2 separate regions of the Homo sapiens genome follow, and region 1 is linked to region 2. Evidence: chromatin loops called from intact Hi-C (ENCODE). Cell type or tissue: MCF 10A. All regions are shown on one strand. Each heading gives the region's core, and the rest is flanking DNA. Links, peaks and the distances in the headings are about the cores only.

Region 1 (2,910 bases), core at 284-2,783, 540 kb before region 2:
GGGGGCTTCAGGTTGGAAAGGAGGGTACAGGGAACCAGCTGGCACATACGTTTGTGCTCAGGAGCTTGCCAAAGGCAATGGCAAGAGGGAGCTGAGAGGAAGCACAATTGCTACATGATCAGTTCCCCATTCAGTGTAAGAAAGAGCCCATGTGTTGACTCCATCTCTTCTCTGAGAGCTTAAGTCACAGAAGAAACCCAAACCCCCAAAGAAGTTTCTCTACTAAAGCAAAATGGACTATTGCAGAGAAATAGACTGTGAGCATATGGGGTTTCAGTTTATTTCTCCAATGGCACCCCTAGGGGCTCCAGTGGCACCCCTGGGGGCATAAGGCAGATGGTTTTCAGCTCAGAGGTTTTGATTTCAGAAGAGACTGACAACAGGAAGCTCCGGATTATAGGGGAGGCCATGGGTGGGACCATCTTGGAGAGAATTAGCAGTCTTGACTTAGCTGCATCCATATGCTTGTGCCTGAGAAACCAGTATCAGCCCTTTCCTCACTTAGAAATGTATCTCTACCCCTGTTCCTCCTGCAACAGCCACATCCTTGATTGGGGAAGGAGAAGGAAGTAGAGAGGGAAGGAATTGGTGGGGGTAGGATTTGGGGTTTGGGTCCCAAGGCCTGTCTCAGCCTGCCTACCCCGGGGTTGGCCTTGGGATCGGGGCAAAGCAGGGTGCAGGGGATAAAAAATGAGAGTTGGAGTCGTATTTCAAGTGGGACCAGAATTTATACAATCTGGGCTACAGGCCAGTTCTCCCTTGGCTCGCTTGATGAAGTAGAACTAGGAACTACAACTATGAACTGGCTCTATGCCACAGCTCACAATTTTCCATCTTCGGTCACGATGGAGCCCTTGTAGCCCTTGACAGCAGAACTGTTACACATGAGGTCTTTGATCCATGGCAAACCCTTTCTTGAAGTAGCAGTTTTATCATTGTGGCCCTTCCTTCCTCAGAATTCCTAATAAGGGAGGGAGGATCCCGGCCTAACCTCAGCTCTCCTGTTCTCCTCAGACCTCTGTGTGAGCGGCGGAAGTTTCTTCATGACAACATGGTTGAAATTCCAAACCGGATCATGTTCTCAGAAATGAAGCGAGTCACAGTAAGTGAAGACCCTATGCTAGGCAGTGTCCTAGAAGTTTGAAAGCAGGGCAGAGAACTCCTTGGGTCAACTGCGACTGGAAGAATAAATCTTAATGTCTTATGGAGCCTCCTGATAATGTTGGCCTTTGACTATTGCATATGTTGCCTGCTAGTCTTCACCCAGAAGGGTAGGGCATGGAAATCCTTCCTAGGTAAGCCTCCTGTGTTTCAAAGCCACAGCAGCCCTCTGTTTGGGATGAGAAGCAACCTGCTTTCTAACCCTTTGTCCCTTATATTTCAAGTAAGGGTGTTTCCAGTGGACACTTAACTAGTGTGTGAAAAGGAACAACCCCCACTCACTCACCACCTTCTCCACTCTCACACCAACTTCAGCATCTCTCTTGTCCCTCAGAAAGCTTTGGACTTGGCTGACATGATAACCCGGGTGATCCAGGAGGGATTGGAGGGGCTGGTGCTGAAGGATGTGAAGGTAAAGTGGCCTCGCTTGGCTTCTCCTGTCGACTCACTCGCAGCCCTCTCCCCTGAGCCTTTCCAGCCCTGACCAGGAGATGGCGGTGGCAGCCTGCAGTGGTTGGGGTGGCTGCTGGGGAAGTGTGGGCAGATGTGTCCTGGATCTGGAGGACTGCTTTGTGTGTCTCCTATAGTGCCTGGAGCCTGAGGGCTCTTACCCTGAGGGAGGGGCACTGGGCTAGATCTGGTGTGTAGCAGTGAAGGGGTGAACCCATCCTCATGGAGTTGCCTTTCTATTCTGTGGTCTCTCTTTTGCTTCCCTTCAGGGTACATATGAGCCTGGGAAGCGGCACTGGCTGAAAGTGAAGAAAGACTATTTGAACGAGGGGGCCATGGCCGACACAGCTGACCTGGTGGTCCTTGGAGCCTTCTATGGGCAAGGGAGCAAAGGTCAGGGTGGCCTCTGCCCCCTGGGGTGGTACTGTTTTAGAAGGTACCGCTTGAGGTACAGGCTGGCCTTGTTACTGGCTTGATCTGCCAGCATGGCCAGTTATGACTTCCGAAGTCCTAGGATCTAGGGCCCCAAGCTGGCCTGAGTCACCTCAGGCAGAGCTGCTTACTCGGTTAGGGAGAAGTCAGAATAGAGTACCCTATGCTAGCCTAGCAGAAGGACGCTTACCACCAATTATTTCGTCAGGGCCTGACAGCTTTCTCCTCAGGCAAAATCTCTTTCCTGACTGGAAAGGAAGCTGGAGTCTGAGGAACTAATACTTTTAAGCAATCTATCATGTGTCCAACACAGTTCAATGCCCCAGAGCCCAACAGGTTGGGTGTGATTATCCCTCATTTACAGAAGAGGAAATTGGGGCTTATAAAGGTTAAAATTACACAGTTAGTAAGAGGTAGCTCCAAGAGGTAAACTCTGGCACTCTGACGGCCAGGACCCAAGGTCCTCTCCCTGGCCCTGGGCTCTTGGGACTGGCAGAGATGGCTCCTCCAACCCACACTCATCTCACACTCCCCTCCCAGGCGGCATGATGTCAATCTTCCTCATGGGCTGCTACGACCCTGGCAGCCAGAAGTGGTGCACAGTCACCAAGTGTGCAGGAGGCCATGATGATGCCACGCTTGCCCGCCTGCAGAATGAACTAGACATGGTGAAGATCAGCAAGGTGAGGAAGGGACCTGGTTGGCCATGGCCTCTGGACTGGCCGCCATCACTGAGACAGAGGCTGTGCTTTGGGGACTACAGGTATTTCTGTCTCCCCAGAAAGAAGGGTTGCAGCTTGCTCAGGGGAGCAGGATTAGGCCTTATAATCTCTGAATGCCTTCTTGTGGAAAATGGCTTGCATGCCT
Region 2 (2,910 bases), core at 128-2,627:
ATCAAAATATGTATTAAGAAATTTGAAAACATAAATGAATGGTTTTTAAAAATAGGCACAGGCCGCGCACAGTGGCTCACGCCTGTAATCCTTTGGGAGGCCGAGGCGAGTGGATCACCTGAGGTCAGGAGTTTGAGACCAGCCTGGCCAACATAGCGAAACCCCGACTCTACTAAAAATACAAAAATTAGCTGGGCGTGGTGGCACATGCCTCTTATGCCAGCTACTTGGGAGGCTGAGGAAGGAGAATTGCTTGGACCTGGGAGTTGGAGGTTGCAGTGAGCCGAGATTGCACCACTGCACTCCAGCCTGTGCAAAAGGGAGTGAGACTCCATCTCAAAAAAAAAAAAAAAGGCACAAAAGCAAAGCTTGTTTAATAAAAAATTGATAGTGCAGATAAATCAATAACAGAATAAAAAGCCTGAGGGACGTTATCAAGAAAAATTTTATAAAGTACCTGGCTCCGTTGGGATTACTGGAAAACTTTTTTTAAAACTTCAAAATCAGGCCAGGCACCGTGGCTCTCACCTATAATCCTTACACTTTGGGAGGCCAAGGCAGGCATATCACTTGAGGCCAGGAGTTCAAGACCAGCCTGGCTAACACAGTGAAATCCTCACCCCTACTGAAAATACAAAAATTAGCCAGGCATGATGGCAGGTGCCTGTAATCCCAGCTACTCAGGAGGCTGAGGCAGGAGAATCACTAGAACCCAGGAGGCAGAGGTTGCAGTGAACAAAAATCATTCCACTGCACTCCAGCCTGGTGAGACCCTGTCTCAAAAACAAAAACAAACCAAAAGACAAAAACAAAAAAACTTCAAAATCATATAATTATCACATTATTAAATATATATTGTTTGACACACAAAAAATGGCAGGCTACAACATTCAGTTTTATATACTTTATAAACAATATTATGGTGATCAATAATATTTTCAGCCTTATCTCTTATCATCTTAATAATATTACATTGTTTTACAATTTGTAAACATCAAATAAACAGAATTTTATATTCTGCTTTTATCACATAACACCTCTACAACCCTTTCAAGTTGTTATGCTTTTAGTTATATGTTACATTTCATCAAGAAGATGCTTAACACAATGTTGTATGTAGAAACTATTTTTAAAAGATGCATATTAATGAACTAGGTACTTCTCAATTGTTGAAATTGCTCTCAATTCATACTTAACCATAAATAATAGTCATAAATCATTTACTCAACAAATATTTATTGGAAATCTATTATTTGCCTAGCACTGTGCTAAATCCAGAAAAGACAGTGGTGAACAAAACAAACCTGGTCCCTGTTCTTGAGGAGGTTGACAGTAAACAAGTGACTCCTATGGACAAAAGTTTAGAATGTCAGGGGAGCTTAGAATGGAAACACTGCCCTCACCTGGCAGTTGGAGAGGGAATGGGTTCAGAGAAGGATTTCCAGAAAAAGTAACATTTGAGTTAAGATCTGAAGAATGCAAATGAGGTGAAGAGTTAATTTGGTGAAGAAGGGGGGGAAGAATTTTCTAGACAGAAGTAAGAAGGAGTATGTCAAGTTCAAAAGACTGACAGCACAGAGCTGGAAGGATAGAGGCAGGAGATGAGGTTGGAACCATGCTCAGGTGTCCAGCTGTGCATTGTCTGGTAAGCCACTTTAAGGGTTCCTGGCTTTACCCTAAGAGTAATGGGAAGCTGGCCAGACACCATAGCTCACGCCTGTAATCCCAGCACTTTGGGAGGCCGAGGCGGGCAGATCACCTGAGGTCAGGAGTTCGAGACCAGCCTGGCCAACATAGTGAAACCTCATCTCTACTAAAAATACAAAAATTAACCAGGCTGCACCTGTAGTCCCAGCTACTTGGGAGGCTGAGGCACGAGAATTGCTTTAACCTGGGAGGCAAAGTTTGCAGTGAGTCAAAATCATGCCACTGCACTCCAGGCTGGGCAACAGAAGGAGACTCTGTCTCAAAAGAAAGGCCTGGGCACGGTGTCTCATGCCTGTGATCCCAGCACTTTGGGAGGCCCTGGTGGGCAGATCATGAGGTCAAGAGATGGAGACCATCCTGGCTAACACGGTGAAACCCCATCTCTACTAAAAATACAAAAAATTAGCCGGGCATGGTGGCACATGCCTGCAGTCCCAGCTACTCGGGAGGCTGAGGCAGGAGAATCTCTTGAACCCGGGAAGCGGAGGTTGCAGTGAGCTGAGATCGTCCCACTGCACTCCAGCCTGGCAACAGAGCAAGACTCCGTCTCAAAAAAAACAAAAAGTAATGGGAAGCCATTGGAGGTTGTTAAGCAGGAAGACACAGCATCAGATGAACATTTTTCAAAGTCCTTTCTAGCTGAAGCAGGTTAGAGCAGTCATGGAAAAGACCTTTCAGGATATGGTTTCAGCAGCCCAAATGAGAACAGATGGTGATGTGGACTAAGGTGGGGACAGTGGAGAAGTAGGCAGAGTTGAGAGAGATTTAGAATTAAGCCGGCAGAGTTGAGAGAGATTTAGAAGTAAGCCGAGGGACCTGGCAATTGATGGGAATTCATGTCTATTATTTCAATTGCTCCTCTTCCATCTCAATCCAATGGATAAGAACCAGAATGGGCCCAGTCACTGGCGGGAGCTGTTTATGAGATACTGCTTCTCACCCCAGATTAAAAACCATAGCTTAGCCAAACATTGAAAGGGAGAAAGGATCCAAATGTGGAGAGAGAACCTGGATATATGCCAAAGCTTAAGCAGCCAAAAGCAGAAATCTCTATCAAGGCCTGGGATCAAGAGTTCTGATACAGGAAGAGCTAATCAATCAAGAGCAAATAAAAACAAAGGGCATAGTAGGAAGGTTAATGCTTGTGGTGCTCCTCATGAGCTGAAAGAGCTAACATTTATTGAGCCAGGAACTGTACCAAAA

What was found. A loop is a pair of places that touch in the nucleus more often than their neighbours do. Peaks named below come from ENCODE experiments on the same cell type or tissue, not always from the same donor. Only the 100,000 strongest peaks of a DNase experiment are listed, where the experiment ranks them.
Region 1: a loop joins it to region 2, with 4 times the contacts of the local background. A loop is called at or near these places in 7 of 110 quality-filtered maps.

The regions. Positions count from the first base shown.
Region 1 is chr17:34,996,724-34,999,633 of GRCh38, forward strand. It overlaps LIG3 (DNA ligase 3), which reads left to right. Exons shown (of 20, transcript NM_013975.4): 12 at 1,015-1,102; 13 at 1,496-1,573; 14 at 1,881-2,004; 15 at 2,584-2,726. Among named protein-coding and RNA genes, the nearest start is that of LIG3, 18 kb to the left of the region's middle. In MCF 10A, for the core only: a CTCF peak has its summit at 1,664 (motif pointing right); a DNase peak (open chromatin) is centred at 1,648.
Region 2 is chr17:35,532,104-35,535,013 of GRCh38, forward strand. All of the region lies in intron 1 of SLFN12L (schlafen family member 12 like), which reads right to left. Among named protein-coding and RNA genes, the nearest start is that of SLFN12L, 4.1 kb to the right of the region's middle. In MCF 10A, for the core only: a CTCF peak has its summit at 1,386 (motif pointing left); a DNase peak (open chromatin) is centred at 1,388.